2 separate regions of the Homo sapiens genome follow, and region 1 is linked to region 2. A link is an interaction called in ENCODE POLR2A ChIA-PET data of the cell type or tissue named here. Cell type or tissue: PC-3. All regions are shown on one strand. Each heading gives the region's core, and the rest is flanking DNA. Links, peaks and the distances in the headings are about the cores only.

Evidence for each region. Peaks named below come from ENCODE experiments on the same cell type or tissue, not always from the same donor. Only the 100,000 strongest peaks of a DNase experiment are listed, where the experiment ranks them.
Region 1: POLR2A ChIA-PET joins it to region 2 with 11 read pairs; 6 of 35 experiments call an interaction of 5 or more read pairs at or near these places.

Annotation. Positions count from the first base shown.
Region 1 is chr6:36,008,385-36,013,770 of GRCh38, reverse strand. SLC26A8 (solute carrier family 26 member 8) reads left to right here. Exons shown (of 20, transcript NM_052961.4): 3 at 1,399-1,538. It overlaps LOC105375034 (a long non-coding RNA gene), which reads right to left. Exons shown (of 4, transcript XR_926746.3): 3 at 2,677-2,804; 4 at 1,498-1,619. Among named protein-coding and RNA genes, the nearest start is that of SLC26A8, 14 kb to the left of the region's middle. In PC-3, for the core only: no CTCF peak of the experiment used is centred there; no DNase peak of the experiment used is centred there.
Region 2 is chr6:35,892,566-35,897,951 of GRCh38, reverse strand. All of the region lies in intron 2 of SRPK1 (SRSF protein kinase 1), which reads left to right. Among named protein-coding and RNA genes, the nearest start is that of SRPK1, 26 kb to the left of the region's middle. In PC-3, for the core only: no CTCF peak of the experiment used is centred there; a DNase peak (open chromatin) is centred at 2,101.

The sequences.
Region 1 (5,386 bases), core at 180-5,179, 120 kb before region 2:
ATCCCAATTATCTAGCTCAGTTTACACATGAAAAATCTTCATACTTTTTACTTTCAACCCCTGCTAAAATCTAAATAATGAAAAACAATTTAAAACCAAATTGGTTTTCTTGGTTGATTAATGATGATTCTGTTGTTTTAGATGATCTAAAAGTTAAAGCAGGTTTTCTCAATCTCAGCATCATTGACATTTTGGACCAGAAAATTCTTTCTTGTGGAGAATTGGCCTGTGTATTCTGTGATGTTTAGCCTCTACCCACTTGCCAATTGCAAGAATCAAAAATGTCTCCGGGCCAGGCACGGTGGCTTATGCCTGTAATCCTAGCACTTTGGGAGGCCGAGGCGAGCAGATCACCTGACCAGCCTGGCCAACATGGTGAAACTCCATCTCTACTAAGAATACAAAAATTAGCCAGGCATGGTGGCGCATGCCTGTAATCCCAGCTACTCAGGAGGCTGAGGCAGGAGAATTGCTTGAACCCGGGAGGCAGAGGCTGCAGTGAGCCAAGATTGTGCCACTGCACTCCAGCCTGGGCGAAAGAGCAAGACTCCATCTAAAAAAAAAAAAAAAAGTCTCTGGACATTGCCACATGTACACAGGGGAACAAAACTGCACCTAGTTGAGATCTACTGGGCTAAAGGATAATAAAGTCTTATTTTATAAAGTTGTTTCCTTACATAACTAAGTCCTTAAGCACAGGACTTCATATTCTCTATTTTCTACTAATTTCTACATGTCACAGGTCAAGGCCAGACAGAGTAAATGTTTGGTAAAAATTTTAGTTCCATGCTCTCCTCTCCTCCACAGAGGGTCATAATTAGAAAGAACACACTTTATGCACCTGCCTCGCACTTGGGGACTCTCCTAATTGGGAATAACATGAATGTGTTAACTGCCCTTCCACCTATCAATGTCACACCTCAAAACACTGTCCTTGTCAAAAGAAAACAACAGCAGTCCATTTTTCTACTGGAAAATTGGTAGGTTTAATTCTTCCCAAATATCCTGTGAAAACACAGAACTGATTACATGCTGGACGTATATGGCTTAGTTCTTGACATATACATAGCACTTGGTTCTGAAGCTAAGGTGATTTAGTCCCCCAGGGAACATGTGGCGATGTCTGGAGACATTGTTATTGTTAGCTGTCACAGCTGAAGCGGGGAGTTCTACTGATATCAAATGTGGGAATGTGTAGAGACGAGGGATGCTGCTAAACATCCTGCAATGCACAGGACAGCCCAACAACAAAGAATTATCTGGTCCAATATGTCAAACTCTCATTAGTGCTGACAAGACTCTACTTTTTCTTGGCTATGTGGGCCAAATGCCTTTTCTTGGCTATGCGGGCATTTTCTTTGGAGAAACTAACCAAGTCTCTGCTCCTCTCTCTCACAGCTGCTCATGGCACAGGTTCCTACGATGCGTGCTTACAATCTTTCCCTTCCTAGAATGGATGTGTATGTATCGATTAAAGGATTGGCTTCTGGGAGACTTACTTGCTGGTATAAGTGTTGGCCTTGTGCAAGTTCCCCAAGGTAAGGAAGATATGAAGCCTGTTCATCCAAAGACAATGTATCAGACCTTGTCCACGTGCCCAGGGTAAACAATTACTTGTGCTACATGAATAGAAAAAAAATATTGAATTTTATTCACAGCATTACCATTTGTTCCCTTATCTGCCAGATTTCTAACCTCTCCAGGGTGGTTCCAAAAGACTTGGTTTACTTTAGACCCCTGAATGCTTTCCAGAGTATTTGTAACACCCACTCTTTGTTATTTTTTCCCTTCACTAGTTATTTCATGCTTATGGCTATAATACATCTCACTTGGCATTGGTTTTACCTAGAAAGGGGAAGGATAGGTGGGCATAGTGGCTCATGCCTGTAATCCCAGCACTTTGGGAGGCCAAGGCAGACAGATTGCTTGAGCTCAGGAGTTCCAGACCAGCCTGGCTAACACAGTGAAACTCTGTCTCTACAAAAAAATACAAAAATTAGCGGGGCCTGGTAACGTGTGCCTGTAGTCTTAGTTACTCTGGAGGCCAAGGTGGGAGGATCACCTGAGCCCAGGAGGTCGAGACTGTAGTGAGCAGTGATCACACCACTGCACTCCAGCCTGGGCAACAAAGCAAGACCCTGTCTCAGAAAAGAAAAAAAAGGTGAAGGATAGGAAACATAGCATGCCAGCATCTCTCCAGCAAGTGACAAGCAATCCAGTGCTCACTCTTTGGTCTTCCAAGTAGCAGTTCAGATGTAAGACAACAAGATCACACAGATAGGTGTGGGAGCTTATCTGGGCTTTAAAAACTCATTTCCCAAATAGGAATCAACAACTTTGTAACAGTGCCATAAATATTGCTTCCAGAGTCCCACAATGGGCAAGTCCAGTTGTAAGAGTCACTATGCTCAGAGAATCCCAAAGGTAGGGCTTCCAACTGGATATTTATCTTTCATTCACAGTCCTCTTGGTCCAGATGGAATATACTATTTGGGTTCATTTTTACCATAAGCAATTCTGCCCGGTAACACAGCTGACGTTCTACCATTATAAGGTTTCCAGGGAAACAGAGCTAGAAAGTTAACCCCAGATCAAATTCATCCTCAAAAAATAGAATGGGTTTTATAAATCCTTTACTCACAGTAGTTTATAGTTCCCCAGATAGTCTTTAAATACCTCCATTTCTCTATTTTTCTGAGGCTCAACAGGCAGGGTTGAAGCTTGTGATCGGGCAGGTTGTGGATAGCACAAAAGAGGTCAAGAACATGAACAAGCTGTGGCTGAAATCCAACTCTAGCACAGCACTGTTAATTGGGGAAAACAGATAACTTTTTAAATCTTTATTTACTTATTTGTTTCTAAATTATCAAATAGTAAAATTGGCGCTTTTTTTCCCCTTTTGGTGTATACTCAGATTGATTTTAACCCACTTGGCTGGGACTGGTGGCTCATGCCTGTAATCCCAGCACTTTGGGAGGCCTGGGCAGGCAGATTGATTGAGATCAGGAGTTTGAGACCAGCCTGGGCAACATAGTGAAACCCCATCTCTACTAAAAATACAAAAATTAGCTGGGCATGGTGGCACACACCTGTAATCCCAGCTACTTGGGAGGCTGAGGCAGGAGAATTGCTTGAACCCAGGAGGTGGAGGTTGCAGTGAGCCAAGATCGCACCACTGCACTCCAGCCTGGGTGACAGAGCGAGACTCCATCTCAAAAAAAAAAAAAAAAAAAAGAATACATATATAGATTTGTGTAACCACCACCACAATTGATGCAGAGTAGTTCCATCACCTCCAGAACTCTCTCATGCCATGCTTTTTAAGCCACATACCCCCCAATCTATAACCCCTAGCAACCATTGATCTGTTCTCCAGCACCATAATTCTGTCTTTTTGAGCACATCATATAAATGGAATCATACAGTATGTAAATTTCAAAGGCTGGCTTCTTTCATTATGCATTGTGCCTTTGAGATTCACGCAAATTGTTGTGTGTATCAATAGTTCATTTTTATTGCTTAGTAATATTCTACTATATGGATACATCGCAGCTTGTTTATCCATTCACTTGTTGATAGACATTTTGTTTCCAGTTTTGGTCTCTCACAAATGAAGTTGCTATGAACATTCACGTACAGGTTTTGAGTGAACATAGTTTTCATTTTACTAAGCTGGAGCTGGATCACTGGTCACATGGTACGTGTATGTTTAACTTTATAAGAAACCACCAAACTGTTTTCCAGAGTGGTTTTTCTACCATTTTACATCCCCAGCTGCAAGCATAAGAATTTCATTTCCTCCACATCCTCATCAGCACTTGATATTGTCAATATTTTTAAAATCAAACTTTCTATTTTGAGATAATTATAGATTCACATGCGTTTGTAAGAAACAACAGATAGAACCCATGTACCCTTTACCCAGTTTCCCCAATGGTAATATCTTGCAAAGCTATGGTTCAGTCTCACAACCAGGATATCAGCATTGTTTCAGTCAAGATAGAGAACACTTTCACCACCACAAAGATTCCTCAAGTTGTCTTTCTATAGCCACCACTACCTGCCTCCTGTCCCTAACTCCTCTTAATCCCTAGCAATCATTAATATGTTCTTCACTTCTATAATTTTAACATTTCAAGAAAGTCATCTAAAGGGAATCATACAGCATATAACCCTTTGGTATTGGTTTTTTTCCCTCATAATTCTTTGGTGATTCATCCAGATTGTTGTATATATGAATTGTTTATAACTTTTTATTTTTGAGTAATAGTCCATGGTATAGATGTATCACAGTTCATTTAAACATTTACCCATTGAAGGATATCTGGATTGCTTCCAGGCTTTATTATTACACATATAGACGATATGAACATTCATGTGCAGGTTTGTTGTTGTTGTTGTTGTTGTTGTTGTTGTTTTTGAGAGGCAGTCTCACTCTGTCACCCAGGCTGGAGTACAGTGGCACGATCTCGGCTCACTACAACCTCTGCCACCCGGGTTCAAGCAATTCTCCTGCCTCAGCCTCCTGAGTAGCTGGGATTACAGGCGCACGCCACCACACCCAGCTAACTTTTGTCTTTTAGTAGAGACAGGGTTTCACCATGTTGGCCAGGCTGGTCATAAACTCCTGACCTTAAGTGACCACCCACCTTGGCCTCCCAAAGTACTGGGATTACAGGCAAGAGCCACAGCGCCTGGCCTCATGTGCAGGTTTTTAAAATAAATGTTAAGTCTTCATTTATCTGGGATAAATGCTTAGGAGTGTAGTACATTGCTGGAGTATATAGGAGTTGCCTGTTGCCTTTTTTCACCAACCTGTTTTCCAGAGTGGCTTAACATATTACCTTCCCACTAGCAATCTATCAGTGATCCAGTTGCTCTGTATCCTCACCAACATTTGCTGTTGTCACTATTTTTTATTTTAGCTATTCTGATAGTCATGTAGTGATATCTCATTATGGTTTTAGTTTGCATTGTCTTAATGGCTAGTGATATTTAACACCTTTTCATATGCTAATTTCCATCTGTTATTTTCATAAAATGGCTCTTCTCGTCTTTTGCCCATGTTCTAGTTAAATTATGTTTTTACTGTTGAGATCTGAGAATTCTTTGTAGATTCTGGATACTAGTTATTTTGTCTTTTGTGTTTTGCAAATATTTTCTCCCAGTCTGGAGCCTGCCTTTTCATACTCTTAACAGTCTTCCAGAGCAAAAGTTTTGATTTTGATAGGCTCGTTTTTAGTATCTTTTATTTTAGCCATTCTAAGAAGTACGTAGTGGTATCTCATCATTGTTTTAATTTGCATTTCCCTAATGGTTAATGAGGTTGAACATCTTTTCATGTGCCTAACTTGCTATCCTCATATCTTCTTTGAAGGGTCTGTTC
Region 2 (5,386 bases), core at 172-5,171:
ATTGGTAATCAAATTTAAATAAACATACAGGTGATCTATGCAGCTAATAAATCTATTCAACCCACCTCTTGTTGGACATTTAGGTGTCTAATTTGTTCCAATAGAATACGCAGTGGAAGCCTTTTTAAATAAAAGCTACAGGATGGGTGTGGTAGCTCATGCCTGTAATCTCAGCAATTTGGTAGGCTGAGACTGGAGAATCACTTGGGCCCAGGAGTTTGAGACTTGTCTGGGTAACATAGTGAGATCACATCTCTAAAAAATTTTAAAAATTAGCCAGGCATGGTGGTGCACGCCTGTAGTCCCAGATACTTGGGACTGAGGTGGGAGGATCACTTGAACTGAGGAGGACAAGGCTGGAGGGAGCCGTGATAGCACCACTGCACTGCAGCCTGGGCGGTAGAGTGAGACCCTGTCTCATAAATGAATGAATTAATGAATTAATTAAATAACTGCTACATAGTCCTCTGTCTCACCTTTTCCCTAGACATAGGTCTACTTCCTAAAGCAACTACTTTTACCCATTGCTTTTTGTTTATTTTATTAATAGTTGGATAGACGTGCACATCTCCAGCATACTTACTGCTATTCTTTGATTGATCAGCTTTAGCTATTACCATAAATTCTTGCTATGATTGAGGAAGATATAGTTCACTTGTACTATCACCACTTTATCTCTCTCTTCCTCTCAATAAAGCACTATATTTGGACCTAGTTTTCTAAAGCTTTATTGAGACATAATTTGCATGCCATAAATTCACCCATCTAGTGTACACTTCCATTGTTTTAACATATTCAGAATTGTTATATCTCACCATGATCTAAGTTTAGAGCATTTTTATCCTCCTGTAAGAAAACTCCAAACCCATTAGTAGTCACTCACCATTACTCGCTTTACTCAGACCCTGGCAACCGCTAATCTACTTTCTGTCTCAATGGATTTGCCTTTTCTGGACATTTCATGTAAATAAAATCTTAGGATTATGTGGTCTTTTGTAACTGGCTTCTCTTAGTATAATGTTTTCAAGGTTCATTCATCTTGTTAAAGCAGGTATCAGTACATCATTCCTTTTTATGTATAGATATATGAATTTTGTTTATCCGCTCAGCAGTTGGTGGACATTTGGATTATTTCCACTATTTGGTTATTATGAATAATGTTGTATTTGTATATTCCACCCTGTCCCCAGGAATCAGTCAGCATTTTACTTTATAGTACATTCATAATAAGTTCCTGCATTTCCAAGGTAACCAGATCCCATTCAGGTTAACACTACTGGTAACAAAATCATACAACTATGCATTGTGAACATCCATGTACAACTTGGTGTGTGGATACATGTTTTCATCTCTTGGTAAATACCTAGAAGTGGAATTGCTAGGTCATATGGTAATTCTAATGTTTAGCATTTTGAGGAATTAACAAACTTTCCAAAGTGGTTGTGCCATTTTACATTCCCACCAGCGATGTGTAAGGGTTCCAGTTTTTTTCACTTCTTCACCAACACTTGTTATTATCTATTTTGATTACTTTATAACTTTAATATACCTTGAGTAGGAAAACTTCAAACTGTTTTGTTGTCTGCTCTCACACCACAACAATGAACACAGACTCCTGTGACCAAATGTATGAGACTTTTTCCCCTGCCATACACCACCCAATCAGTTCTGCAGCAGATACCAGCTAGATGTCCTCTGATTCAATTCAGTTCTGACAGTGTCTTCTTGGAGACCCCACGGATTGAGGGTTCACTCCTCAAGACTGCCTCTCCCCCGTTTCCAGTGCCAGTTGCAAGCCCAGGTTGTTTTACCTGTGCTTCTGATCAACTGGCTATAAATTGTGTTTCCCATGACACCTCCTTGGGTTGAATTAATTTGCTAGAGGAGCTCACAGAACTCAGGGCAACATGTTTACTGGTTTTTCTAAATAAAGGATATTACAAAGGATAGAGATGAATAGATGCATAGGGCCTAAGGTATGGGAAGGAATGCAGAGCTTCCATGCCCTCTCTGGGTGTACCACCCTCCAGGAATCTCTACTTATTCAGCTGTCTGGAAGCTCTCCATACTTCACCCTCTTGGGCCTTTCATGAAGACTTCATTGGATAGGCATGAACAAAGCATGGTCAACTGTGTAGAAATGTGATTGGACAAAAAGAGTACGACCTAATAGACTGAGTATGGAAACCCAGCAGGGCCTGTCTGTTCAGATTCTTGGCCTCTCTGTGCATCATTCCTTCCCCCAAGGTATGGGGCTCTGAAATGGGGATCTTATGAATCAGGATCAGATAAGGTAGGTCAGATAATTTCTTTATGGAAAGGCACGGGAGGATTACGTTACTGCATTGGGAAGAAAAAGGAGCAGGTGAAAGAGGGCAGGAGGTCTGTTTTCTGAGGCCTGCTTTTGAGGCCTAAAGAGCCCCAACATTATAACAAAAGACTAACAAGGGCTGTGGGAGTTACGAGCCAGGAACTGTGGATGAACACACACACACACACACACACACACACACACAAGCATATGCCTCAACCTTTGTTTTTGGTTTCATTAACTGTAGGCACTTTAACTTCGTAACATGAAAATATTGGTGGACTTTTCTTTCTCTCCCAACTGGCCCCTAAATTCTGTCTTTACAGTGTTTACAAAGAATCCTTACGTTCTACTTTGTAGCCATAATTAGGTATTTTGTGCTTTATCATTAGGTTGATTTTGAAGTAGAAAATCAATAATCTGCATTTATGTTATTTTGACTGTGTCTTGTGCTATAATTACATAACTTTTTTTGTTTAGATTTTGTTTGTTTCTTGGAATTCGTAATTATGTTTTTCTCCCTTGTGTTACCTCTTTTTTATCATATTGTTAGATTCCTCCAGAAAGTATGTCTCAAGCATACTTTCTTGTCTTTGTTTTTTTCCCCGGAATCTCTCAGAGCTCTCTGGTCTCTGGCTCTAGGTCAGATTAAATGCATTTCAGGCCTTCTCTATAGTTGTGCTCTTGGAACTTCCTTTTTGGCTCTTCTGTTTTTGATCTGTAAAACAGAATCCTGTGGATCCTATGTCTTCTTTCTCAGTTTTACTGCTTTGTTTTCTTGACTTTAAGTAACTTCTTCAGAGAAGATGAATGGGAGATAAGTTTCAATGTTGGTCCATATTTGAAAAACTTTATTCTGCTCTCAAATGTTGTTGATACTTAGACTAGGTTAAAAAAAAAATCCTCAGAATTTAGAAGTCATTGCCTCATTGTCTTTTAGTGTATTGGCTTTCTGATGAGATAGATGATGACAGTCTAATTACTGCCCTTCTAGCTTTTTTTACCTAGAAGCCTTTAGAGTCTTCTTAACACTGGGATTTAAAAATTTCCCTAATAAAAAATTAAGTAGAGCTTCCGTTCAATCTCCAGAAATTTCTTGAATTTCTTTAATAATTTTATCTCTTCTATTTTCATAAGTTTCTCTTTCTGCAACTCTATTATTCAGATGTGGGAACTTCTGGTTTGATTGTGTTTGTCTCATCTCTTTTTGAGCATTATTATCTTGAGTAGAGATATTACGGGATAATGGGCGATTATGAGATAAGTGGGCATTTTTCCCCCCTACATTTAGGGAATGGTCAAGTTTATTTTCTAGAACTTCTTTCTGACTTTACTCATCTTTTAGACTAGAGCATCATAGTCTGTATGGAAATCGGCATCATTTAACATTTCTCTATTCATATTAACTAGTTTTTAAGTTTGGTCTTTCTCCTGAATGCATATCTCTCTTGTAGGGTCAGTTTTCCAATTGCTTATCTTGGTCTCTGTCTTTGGGGCCGTGGGCTTTCCTCAAATGTTCGATGATCCTTAGTCACCTTTTATTTTTATGGATGAGGCATTAGAGACCTGATTGATAGCCCTACGTCCCTAGCAAGGCTTTTTCTTTCTTTTCTTTTTTTTTCTTTTATTTGAGACAGAGTCTCGCTCTGTCGCCCAGGCTGGAGCACAGTGGCATGATCTCGGCTCATTGCAACCTCTGTCTCCCGGATTCAAGCAATTCTCACACCTCAGCCTCCCGAGTAGCTGCGATTACAGGCGCATGCCACTGTGCCTGGCTAATTTTTGTATTTTTAGTAGAGACGGGGTTTCACCATGTTGGCCAGGCTGGTCTTGAACTCCTGGCCTCGGCCTCCCAAAGTCCTGGGACTATAGGCATTAGCCACCGTGCCTGGCCAGCTTTTTCTTTAGAGTAAATAGGAGGCTACCTGTGTGATGTTTGGTCCCACTGAATGCCAGAATCTGGAAAAGTTTACTCTGGGGTAGCATCATCCACACTAACAGCATTTGTTCTTTCCAGTTTATTTTATTTTCTTTAGAGAATAGGCCTCCTTTTTTGCCCCCTGCAAGATAAATACCAGTCTGTCTGCTGTGCAGTGTATGGTGTCAACTCCATTATACAAGCCTTCAGTTAATCATCCCCCACCCCTTTTTTTTTTGAGACAAGGTCTTGCTCTGTCGCCCATGCTGGAGTGCAGTGGCACAGTCATGACTCACTGCAGCCGCAACCTTGCAGCTTCAAGCATTCCTCCCACCTCAGTTCCCCGAGTAGCTGGGACTACAGGCACGCACCACCAAGCCCAGTTAATTTTTGCGTTTTTCTTAATGATGAGGTTTCACCATGTTTCCCAGGCTGGTCTTGAACTTTTAGGCTCAAGGGATCTGCCCGCCTTGGCCTCACAAAATGCTGGGATTACAGGTGTGAGCCACCGCAACCGGCCCCATTTCATTTACTTTCATTAAGTTTGAATCAGAGAATCTGTTTCAGAATTCCATCTTAATCTCAAATTGGAGAATGTTGTTCTTCATTCAGACTCCTTATTTCCACTTAGGAAAGTGGGCCAGTGTATTACTAAATAAATTTCCCAAAGACATGTTTTCAGTTACAATGAACATTGAATCATGCAGTTTTATAGCTAATTTTGTGTACCCTGGGGGATTAAAAAGAAAATCAAGAATTGAGGAAGGTTGGAATGGCCACCAAAAATCTAAATCATTAGTTGCATCAAGGTATTTCTTATGTCTTAAATAGCTCAGTCATAGCATGTAACTGGTTTTTCTATTAAAATGTTTTTCTGTTAATTGAATCTTTTGAAAAAATAATCTGATGAAACAGGTTGATGAAAAGGTAAATAAATACTGAAAAATTAAAATTAAGATGTATTTTCCTTTAGCTATTGAAAGGAATGCTGTGTACCCTGCCTTTTTGTTTTGTTTTGTTTTGTGTTGTTGTCGTTGTTGTTGTTGTTGTTGTTGTTGTTGTTGTTGTTTTTAGACAGAATCTTGCCCTGTTGCCCAGGGTGGAGTGCAACGACGCGATTTCGGCTCACTGTAACCTTTGCCTCCTGAGTTCAAGTG